Regions from separate parts of the Homo sapiens genome. Here region 1 is linked to region 2. A link is an interaction called in ENCODE POLR2A ChIA-PET data of the cell type or tissue named here. Cell type or tissue: HepG2. All regions are shown on one strand. Links, peaks and the distances in the headings refer to the core of each region. The heading gives the core; the rest is flanking DNA. Region 1 overlaps SULT2B1 (sulfotransferase family 2B member 1). Region 2 overlaps SYNGR4 (synaptogyrin 4).

The links. ChIA-PET counts read pairs that join two places held together with the same protein. Peaks named below come from ENCODE experiments on the same cell type or tissue, not always from the same donor. Only the 100,000 strongest peaks of a DNase experiment are listed, where the experiment ranks them.
Region 1: POLR2A ChIA-PET joins it to region 2 with 5 read pairs; 9 of 35 experiments call an interaction of 5 or more read pairs at or near these places.

Annotation. Positions count from the first base shown.
Region 1 is chr19:48,568,473-48,573,843 of GRCh38, forward strand. All of the region lies in intron 1 of SULT2B1 (sulfotransferase family 2B member 1), which reads left to right. Among named protein-coding and RNA genes, the nearest start is that of SULT2B1, 19 kb to the left of the region's middle. In HepG2, for the core only: no CTCF peak of the experiment used is centred there; DNase peaks (open chromatin) are centred at 2,629, 3,109 and 4,864.
Region 2 is chr19:48,375,784-48,381,154 of GRCh38, forward strand. It overlaps SYNGR4 (synaptogyrin 4), which reads left to right. Exons shown (of 5, transcript NM_012451.4): 5 at 302-594. The coding sequence ends at 535. Among named protein-coding and RNA genes, the nearest start is that of KDELR1, 13 kb to the right of the region's middle. In HepG2, for the core only: no CTCF peak of the experiment used is centred there; no DNase peak of the experiment used is centred there.

The DNA of each region.
Region 1 (5,371 bases), core at 201-5,200, 190 kb after region 2:
GAGGTTATGCCAGTCACACTCCTGCCAAGAGAGTATCTCTGCGCCACGGCCAAGGGTGAGTCATCCTGCTGAGAGGTTGAGCTGGGGACGCCTGCCCAGATGGGCTCCAAGTGAGGGAGAGCCTGGCGGGGAGAACAGCCCGGACAGAGGCAGGGCAGGGCGCCGGGACACTGCTTGGCGCGTCCTGGGAGTGAAGCGCATTGAACCCAGCTCAGGCTGGTGGTGGGGGAGTCTTGGCAATGCTCTCTCTCCAAAGGCGAGTTGATCACAGACGCTGGCAGTGAGTCAGCGGCACCGCCAGGGCTGCTGAGAAATCCCTCCTGCTGTCCGATCGCATTCCTGGAAGGGTGGGCCGCTCAGGGCCCCCCAGCTCCAGTCCCACTCAGGCCCCAGAATCCCAGCAGCCCACCACTCACTTCTTTGCGCTCACTCTTCCTTCTGGTCCCCACACACCGCTCCCTCTCTCGCTACCTTCAGTCTTTGCTCAGATGTCGAGTTCCCAGAGGGGCCTCCCTGACGCCACCGTTCTAGCAGCATTTAGCATTTAGATAAATGACAAATTTTAGATTAAATGTTAGATAAATTTTAGGCTGGGCGTGGTGGCTCACGCCTGTAATCCCAGCACTTTAGGAGGCTGAGGCAGGCAGATCACAAGGTCAGGAGATCGAGACCATCCTGGGTAACATGGTGAAACCCTGTCTCTACTAAAAATACAAAAAATTAGCAGGGCGTGGTGGCGGGCGCCTGTAGTCCCAGCTACTCAGGAGGCTGAGGCAGCAGAATGGCGTGAATCCAGGAGGCGGAGCTTGCAGTGAGCCAAGATCGCGCCACTGCACTCCAGCCTGGGCGACAGAGAGAGACTCCGTCTCAAAAAAAAAAAAAAAAAAAAACATATATATATATATATATATATATATATATATATATGATAAATTTTAGATAAATTTTTATCTAAAATTGTAACTCACTGGATTCAGTGACATCTATCTGTAATCCCAGCACTTTAGGAGGCTGAGGTGGGAGGATCGCTTGAGCCCAGGAGTTTTCTTTCTTTTTTTTCTTATTTTTTAAAGAGATTGGGTTCTCACTCTGTGTAGCCCAGGCTGGTCTTGAACTCCTGGCCTCAAGCAGTCCTCCCATCTAGGCCTCCCAAAGTGTTGGGATTACAGGCATGAGCCACCATGCCTGGCCTCAAGATTGGTTTTTTGTTCTGAGACACAGACTCACTCTGTCACCCAGGCTGGAGTGCAGTGACATGATCCCAGCTCACCATGACCTCCGCCTCCCAGGTTAAAGTGATTCTCCTGCCTCAGGCTCCTGAGTAGCTGGGATTATAAGCATGCGCCACCACGCCTGGCTAATTTTGTATTTTTAGTAGAGATGGGGTTTCGCCATGTTGCCGAGGCTGGTCTCAAACTCCTGATGTCAAGTGATCCACCTGTCTCGGCTTCCTAAAGTGCTGGGATTAGAGGCATGAGCCACCTCGTCAAGATTGTTAATCACATCTGCAAAGTCCGTTTGGCCATTTGTGGAACACAGTCTCAGATTTCAAGGATTAGGACGACAACATCATTGGAGGCTGTGATTTGGCCAACCACAGTCACAGAGATGGAATTACACAGAGTTTACCTTCCAAGTCTGGCTCTTTCACTCAGTGCAATGCCTGGGAGAGCCTTCCCTGTGGCTGTGGGAACCGCCGGTTTGTTCTTTTTTTTTTTTTTTCTGAGGCGGAGTTTCACTCTTGTTGCCCAGGCTGGAGTGCAATGGCGCGATCTGGGCTCACTGCAACCTCCACCTCCCAGGTTCAAGTGATTCTCCTGCCTCAGCCTCCCAAAAAGCTGGGATTACAGGCGTGCACCACCATACCCAGCTAATTTTTGTATTTTATTAGAGACGGGGTTTCGCCATGTTGGCCAGGCTGGTCTCAAACTCCTGACCTCAGGTGATTTGCCTGCGTCAGCCTCCCAAAGTACTGGGATTACAGGCGTGAGCCACCGAGCCCGGCCAGTTCTTTTTCATCGCTGAGTAGTATCGCATGGCACAGAATACTGCTGTTTATCCACTTACCCATGCAAGGACGTTTGAGCTGTTCCCAGGGTTTGGCAATTATGAGTACAGTGGCTATAAACATGAGTGTAGATGAGGGTCAAGTGTAGATGTTGGTTTGAACATATAGGCTTCCATTTCTCTTGGACAAACACCCAGAAGGGAGAGTGACTCTGGTTTTTGCTGGTTTTTGTTTTCCGTTTTTGTTTTTGTTTTTTTTTTCTGAGACAGAGTCTCACTCTGTTCCCCAGGCTGGAGTGCAGTGGCGCGATCTCGGCTCACTGCAACCTCTGCCTCCCAGGTTCAAGATTCTCCTGCCTGAGCCTCCCGAGTAGCTGGGACTACAGGCGCCCGCCACCACGCCCGGCTAATTTTTTGTATTTTTAGTAGAGACGGGGTTTCACCATGTTAGCCAGGATGGTCTCGATCTCCTGACCTCAGGTGATCCGCCCACCTCAGCCTCCCAAAGTGCTGGGATTATAGGCATGAGCCACCACACCTGGCCTATTATTATTTTTAGAGATGAGGTCTTGCTTTGTCACCCAGGCTGGAGCACGCAGTGGTGAGATCATAGCTCCCTGTAGCCTTGAACTCTGGGCTCAAGTGATCTTCCCACCTCAGCTTCCTGAGCAGCTGTGACTACAGGTACAGGCCACCATGCCTGGCTAATTTATTTATTTATTTATTTATTTATTTTGAGATGGAGTTTCGCTCTGTCCCCAGGCTGGAGTGCAGTGATGTGATCTCAGGACACTGCAACCTCTGCCTCCCGGGTTCAAGCGATTCTCCTGCCTCAGCCTCCCGAGTAGCTGAGATTACAGGCGCCCACCACCGTGCCCAGCTAATTTTTGTATTTTTAGTAGAGATGGGGTTTCACCATGTTGGCCAGGCTGGTCTTGAACTCCTGACCTCAGGTGATCCGCCCACCTCAGCCTCCCAAAGTGCTGGGATTACAGGCTTGAGCCACAGTGCCCAGCCTGCCCAGGCTGGTCTTGAATTCCTGGCTTCAAGCGATCCTCCTGCCTGGGTCCTTCAATAAATATTGACAAGCACCTCCCTGCTGCCAGGCTCTGCTGAGAGTACTTTAGGTACATTGGCAAACAAGACAGAACAATAACAAAAGAAAAAAACACCAGATTTTTTTAAATTCCCAGGCTCATGGAGCTTACATGCAAGCGGAGAAGATGGTCAATAAACCATCAATGTCATATGTCAACTGTAGAGTAGCTCAGGAGTGAGTGACAGGTGTGATGGTAGGCAGAGCAGGGGAAGAGGGTGCAGGGGGTCTAGCTGTAAACAGGATGCTGTAGGGTAGCCCTCATGATAAGGGGTGACATTTGGAACAAAGACTTGAAAAAGGTGAGGACAAGAGGCATGAGGCACCATGCCCGGCTGCACTTGTGTTTAATGAAAACTATGATGGCTGCTGTGTGACCTTAGGGGACTATATTAACCTCTCTGGGCCTCCATTTCTTGGAGCATGAAGTGGTCCTTTCACTACTCACTTCCTGAGGTTCTGGGAGAAGTCTAGGATCATGCATGTTCTTGGCATAGAGTTTCTGTACGGGTGGCTCCCCTCCTGGTGCCAGGCCCTTTCCTGGGATTGGAGGGGGATGGACAGAGGGAATTCAGAGGTTTAAGGAGGCTGTGGCCCCATCTCCTGGGGCAAGGAGGCTATTGGTCTAGAAGGTCTGCATTTAGAGGGTGACATCTGTGCTGGGAGCGGTGGCTCATGCCTGTAATCCCAGCACTTTGGGAGGCCGAGGTGGGCGGATCATGAGGTCAGGAGACCGAGACCATCCTGGCTAACACAGTGAAACCTCGTCTCTACTAAAAATACAAAAATTAGCCAGGCATGGTGGCATGCACCTGTAGTGCTAGCTACTAGGGAGGCTGAGGCAGGAGAATAGCTTGAACCCAGGAAGGCGGAGGTTGCAGTGAGCTGAGATCACACCACTACACTATAGCCTGGGCAACAGAGCAAGACTCCATCTCAAAAAAAATTAAAAAAAAGAGGGTGATATCTGACCTGTGTCGAGGTGGAAGGAGGAGATGGGAAAGGCACTCAGAGAGTGGAAAATGGGCGTGCCTGGAGCTGGTGTCTGCAGCAAGGAGGCCAGAGGAGGAGGCACTGGCCTAGGCTTTGACCTGAGGGCACTGAGGTGCCACAGGAGGGCTGGGAGCAGAGGAGGGGCAGCGGAGAAGACCTGGAGGAGGCTGAGTCGAGGGCCCACAGGGAGAGGAGAAGGCCTGAGGTGGGCAGGAATGCAGGGACAGAGAAGGAACCAGGACCCAGTAGTCCATGGAGGAGGGAGGCAGGAGGGCTGGGAAGTTGGGCCTTTAAGAGTTGCATGTCTGCTGGGCACGGTGGCTCATGCCTGGAATTCCAGCACTTTGGGAGGCTGAGGCAGGCAGATCACCTGAGGTCAGGAGTTTGAGACCAGCCTGGCCAACATGGTGAAACCCTATGTCTACTAAAAATACAAAAATCAGTTGGGCGTGACGACAGGCACCTGTAGTCCCAGCTAATCAGGAGTCTGAGGCAGGAGAATCGCTTGAACTTGGAAGGCGGAGGTTGCAGTGAGCCGAGATCGTGTCACTGTACTCCAGCCTGGTGACAGAGCAGGACTCCATCTCAAAAAAAAAAAAAAAAAAATTTACATGTCCAGGGGGCTTGCAGGCAGAACCATTCACCCTCCAGGAGGCTGAGTCATTCCCGGGGATCACCTGCCTGCTGTGGCCACCCACCCGGAGGAGCTCTGTCTGCTGTCCCTGTCCCTGGCCTCTCGCTGGCTTAATTGTCCCTTTCATTCCTCCACTCAAATCGAGCGATATCAGCACGCCAGGCCCTGGACGTGTTTTGTGGGAACAAACAGGCCTGTTTGTCTACGTCCCAGGCGTAGAGAAGTTCGTCCCGGGGCCAGATTTGTTTTACAAGGTGGACAGCAGGCACAGGGTACCTGTTTTAGGAATGCGAGAATGCAGCCACGTAGGCATGTGGGTGGGGGACAGGGGGGTCCTGGCTCTGCGCTCAGGCCCAGAGAGTGGCAGGGTCGGGGGACATTTCCAGGAGCGGGAACAGCAGCTCCAGGGGCCCAGAGGTAGGACTACTGCTCGGTGCATTTGGAGGTCTTGGCTGGACTGTGGCGTTCATGGGGAAGGAGGGACTGAGTCTACAGGGCTGAGAGGCCACCACAGCTTGGGTTCAAATCCCAGCTCTGTTCAGCTCTTGTGTGGCCACAGTCAAATCGCTTCCCTCCTTGAAGCTCCATGTCCTCTCTGTAGCAATGGAAGCTACAGCGGAGCCCAATTCTACCCCACCCAC
Region 2 (5,371 bases), core at 107-5,106:
AGGAGGGCACCCTCTGCAGGGTGGGGTTGAAAGGGCTAGAACATTCCTGCTCTCACTTAGCTCCCCTGGGGGTCAGGGGTCGGGGGTTCCCCCAGGACTCCACTGGTCCCTTCCAGGTGCCGCTTCCTCTGAGCAGCCACAGCCCAGCATCAGGGCCTGTGCTTTGGCCTAGGGCTCCTGGGCAGTGAGCAGTCCAAACACCGGTATCTTTTGTCTCCTTCCCAGGCCAGTCCCCAGCCCAGTCCCTCTCCTGACCTGCCCAGCCCAAGTCAGCCTTCAGCACGCGCTTTTCTGCCCACAGATATTCCAGGCCTACCTGGCATTCCAGGACCTCCGAAATGATGCTCCAGTCCCTTACAAGCGCTTCCTGGATGAGGGTGGCATGGTGCTGACCACCCTCCCCTTGCCCTCTGCCAACAGCCCTGTGAACATGCCCACCACTGGCCCCAACAGCCTGAGTTATGCTAGCTCTGCCCTGTCCCCCTGTCTGACCGCTCCAAAGTCCCCCCGGCTTGCTATGATGCCTGACAACTAAATATCCTTATCCAAATCAATAAAGAGAGAATCCTCCCTCCAGAAGGGTTTCTAAAAACAGCCCTCAGTCCTTCTCATGTCTGTTCCACTCTGGTTGCTTGAGTGGCGAGGGTGGGTAAGAATCCCACAAGGTCACCGCTGGGGTCTCTGCACTGGGTCACATTTCCATACCATCTCCTGGAACCATCACTGGGGCACCACCTTGATAGTGACGGATGGGAGGTGGTGAGAGGCGGGAAGCACTTTTTTTTTTTTTTTTTTTTTTTTTTGAGACAGAGTCTCGCTGTGTCGCCCAGGCTGGAGTGCAGTGGTGCAATCTTGGCTCACTGCAACCTCTGCCTTCCAGGTTCAAGCAATTCTTCTGCCTCAGCCTCCCTAGTAGCTGGCATTACAGGTGCGCACCTGTAATGCCCACCACCACGCCTGGCTAATTTTTGTATTTTCAGTACAGACGGGGTTTCACCATGTTGGTCAGGCTGGTGTCGAACTCCTGACCTTGTGATCCTCCCACCTCGGCCTCCCAAAGTGCTGAGATTACAGGCCTGAGCCACCGTGCCCGGCCAGGAAGCACTTTCTTCAGGCCTGTTACACACTAAGTCCTGTCAAGTCACTACTCCTTGAGTCCCCACACTGGCCAGGGGAGGGAGGCACAAGGAGCCTCCTCTTACAGTTGAGGAAACCAAAGTTCAGAGAGAAAATGCTTCCACCCGTGGAGAGAGCACCAAGAGGAAGGGCCAACAAGGGGACCCAGCCCTGTCACTCAAGCCCAAGCCCTTTCACTCCTCATGGTGACCAAAGACTAAAAACCATGGCGTGTGAGGAGTCAGTGAAGGAACGGGGTGCTGAGTCCGCGAATGAGATTCAAGGGAGACCCTTGTCTTCAAATATTTCAAAGAATATCTTTGGGGAGGAGGAGTTTTCATTCCAGGAGAACCCCAGTGGTAAGCGGGGGACTCAGGCACGGGCCACAAACGTTCCTACCTGTAGGAGCCAGGCAGGAAACCCCAGTGGGTGAAGCGCCTATTAAGGGAATAGTGGGAACAGGGCCACATCCAGGAGGGGCAGCCTTCACTCAGCGCACATTCAGTAACGGGGCCTGGAGTTTCTTTTTTTTTTCCGAGATGGCATCTCGTTTTGCAGCCCAGACTGGAGTGCAGTGGTACAATCATAGCTCTCTACAGCCTTGACCTCCTGGCATCAAGCAATCCTCCTGCCTCAAGCCCCAAAGTAGCTGGGACTACAGGTGTGTGCCACCACTCCCAGCTAATTTTTCAATTTTTTTGAAGAGATGGGATCTCACTATGTTGCCCAGGCTGGTCTTGAACTCCTGGGCTCAAGCAGTCCTCCTGCCTTGGCCTCCCAAAGTGCTGGGATTATAGGCATGAGCCACCACGCCTGGCCAGCCTGGGGTTTCTAGAACAGTGCTGTCCACTTGAAATCTGATGTGACACCCAAGGGGAGTTTAAAATAGTCTAGTGGCCACATTAAGAAAAGTAAAACAAGGTGGATGCGGTGGCTCATGCCTATAATCCCAGCACTTTGAGAGGCTGAGGTGGGCAGATCACTTGAGGAGGCCAGAAGTTCAAGACCAGCCTGACCAACATGGTGAAACCCCGTCTCTACTAAAAATACGAAAATTAGCCGGGTATGCCTGTAATCCCAGCCACTTGGGAGTCAGAGGCACGAGAATCACTTGAAACCAGGAAGTGGAGGTTGCGGTGAGCCAAGATTATGCCACTGCACTCCAGAATGAGACTCTGTCTCAAAAAAAAAAAAAAAAGTAAAATGAAACAAGTGAAATTAATTTTAATATTTTATTTATGTCAATATATCCAAAATATCATTTCAACATGTAATCAATATAAAAATTATTAGTGAGGCATTTTCCACTCTTTGGTACTAAGTTTTTGAAACCCATCGTGTATTTACACCAATAGCACGCCTCAGTTTGGACTCGCCAGGTTTCAGGGGCTTGACAGTCACACATAACCACTGGCTACCCTACCAGACAGTGCAGCTACAGAAACTCTGGTTTTTCTACGACAGTTTGGACATCCATTCTGTGGCAGGTTTTAAAATGTGAAATCAGGCCAGGTGCGGTGACTCACACCTAAAATCCCAGCACTTTGGGAGGCCCAACTGGGCGGATCACGAGGTCAGGAGTTCAACACCAGCCTGACCAACATGGTGAAACCCCGTCTCTGCTAAAAATACAAAAATTAGGCCGGGTGCAGTGGCTCACGCCAGTAATCCCAGCACTTTGGGAGGCCAAGGCAGGCAGATCACTTGAGGCCGGCAGTTCGAGACCAGCCTGACCAACATGGAGAAACCCCATCACTACTAAAAAATATAAAATTAGCTGGGCGTGGTGGCGCATGCCTCTAGTCCCAGCTACTTGGGAGGCTGAGGCAGGAGAATCACTTGAATCTGGGAGGCGGAGGTTGCGGTGAGCTGAGATCGTGCCATTGCACTCCAGCCTGGGCAACAAGAGTGAAACTCTGTCTCAGAAAAAAAAAAAAAAAAAACAAAAATACAAAGATTAGCCAGGTGTGGTGGCGTGCGCGTGTAGTCCCAGCTACTCAGGAGGCTGAGGCAGGAGCATCGCTTGAACCCAGGAGGTGGAGGTTGCAGTGATCCGAGGTGGTGCCACTGCACTTCAGCCTGGGTGACAAAGCAAGACTCCATCTCAAAAAAAAAAAGTGAAATCGGTGGGTAACAAATACAAAATAAACGTTGGGCAGTCCAAACGAAACACACCTGCCTGGGGCCATCGTGGCCTGCAGAGCACTAGTTCACAAACCGGACGAAAGGATATGAGATGTGGGGAATCAAATTTGGGTTCCATTAGTCCTTTTTTGGAGGCTTCCTGTGTGGCTGGCCCTGTACCTGGAGGTGTAGAAATAACTATGTGGTCCTGCTGGGTATAGAGAGAAAACAGCAGCAGTGCAGTGAGACAGGAAGTGTTCTGACATGGAAATGAGAGGACTCAGCACTAGACGTCCCTCTGGATAAGCATGGGTGTGTCACTTACTGTCTCTGGGCCCAAGTTGTATTGGCTATAAAACTAAATAATTAGACAGATTTTTTTTTTTTTTAAAGACAGGATCTCTGTTGCCCAGGCTGGAGTGCAGCAGAGTCATCATGGCTCACTGCAGCCTCAACTTCCTGGGCTCAAGCAATCTTCCCACCTCAGCCTCCTGAGTAGCTGGGACTATAGGTAAAGGCCACCATGTCCAGTTAGTTTTTTGTTTTTTATTTATTTTTTTTTTTGAGATGGAGTCTCACTCTGTCACCCAGGCTGGAGTGCAATGGCTCGGTCTCGGCTCACTGCAACCTCTGCCTCCCAGGTTCAAGTGATTCTCCTGCCTCAGCCTCCTGAATAGCTGGGACTACAGGCACATGCCACCACACCCAGCTAATTTTTGTATTGTATAGTAGAGACGGGGTTTCACCTTGTTACCCAGGATGGTCTCGATCTCCTGAACTCGTGATCCGCCAGCCTCGGCCTCCCAAAGTGCTGCGATTACAGGCATAAGCCACCGTGCCTGGCCTTTTTTTTTTTTTTTAAAGAGAGTGTCTCACTCTGTTGCCCAGTCTGGTCTTGAACTCCTGAGCCCAAACAATTCTCTCACCTCCACTTCCCAAAGTGCTGGGATTACAGGCGTGAGCCACTGCACCCAGCTAAAGAATTGAACCGGATTTAGATGGATGCTTTTCAGACTATTCAAAGAGATGCCGGCCGGGTGCGGTGGCTCACGACTATAATCCCAGCACTTTGGGAGGCCAAGGCGGGTGGAACACCTGAAGTCAGGAGTTCAAGACCAGCCTGGCCAACATGGTGAAACCCCATCTCTAAAAAATACAAAAACTAGGCTGGGCACAGTGGCTCACGCCTGTAATCCCAGCACTTTGGGAGGCCAAGGCAGGTGGATCATGAGGGCAGGAGTTCAAGACCAGCCTGGCCAAGATGGTGAAACCCCGTCTCTACTAAAAATACAAAAATTAGCCCGGTGTGGTGGTGGGCGCCTGTAATCCCAGCTACTTGAGAGGCTGAGGCAGAGAATTGCTTGAGCCCAGGAGGCGGAGGTTGCAATGAGCTGAGATTGCGCCACTGTACTCCAGCCTGGACCACGGAGCGAGACTCTGTCAAAAAAAAAAAAAAAGAGAGATGCCTTGGGGCTGGGCACGGTGGCTCACGCCTGAAATCCCAGCACTTTGCGGGGCTGAGGCAGGAGGATCACTTGAAGTCAGGAGTGTTTGAGACCAGCCTGGCCAACATGGTGAAATCCCATCTCTACCAAAAAATACAAAAATTAGGCCGGGCGCGGTGGCTCACACCTGTAATCCCAGCACTTTGGGGGGCTGAGGCAGGTGGATCACCTGAGGTTGGGAGTTCAAGACCAGCCTGGCCAACATAGTAAAACCCCGTCTCTAAAATACAAAAATTAGCTGGGCGTGGTGGCGGGCACCTGTAGTCCCAGCTACTTGGGAGGCTGAGGCAGGAGAATTGCTTGAACCCAGGAGGCGGAGGTTGCAGTGTGGTGAGATTGCACCACTGCACTCCAGCCTGGGCAATAGAGGGAGACTGTCTCAAAAAAAAAAAAAAAATTAGCCAGGTGTGATGGTACACGCCTGTAGTCCCAGCTATTCTGCAGGCTGAGGTAGGAAAATCACTTGAACCAAGGAGGCGGAAGTTGCAGTGAGAGAAGATCGCGCCACAGCATTCCAGCCTGGGAGAGTGAGACCTGTCTCCAAAAAAAAAAAAAAAAAAAAAAAGAGGTGCCTTGGGCTGAGCAGGCAGCAACACAACCCCCTTCCCCAGTCAACCCCAGCGAGC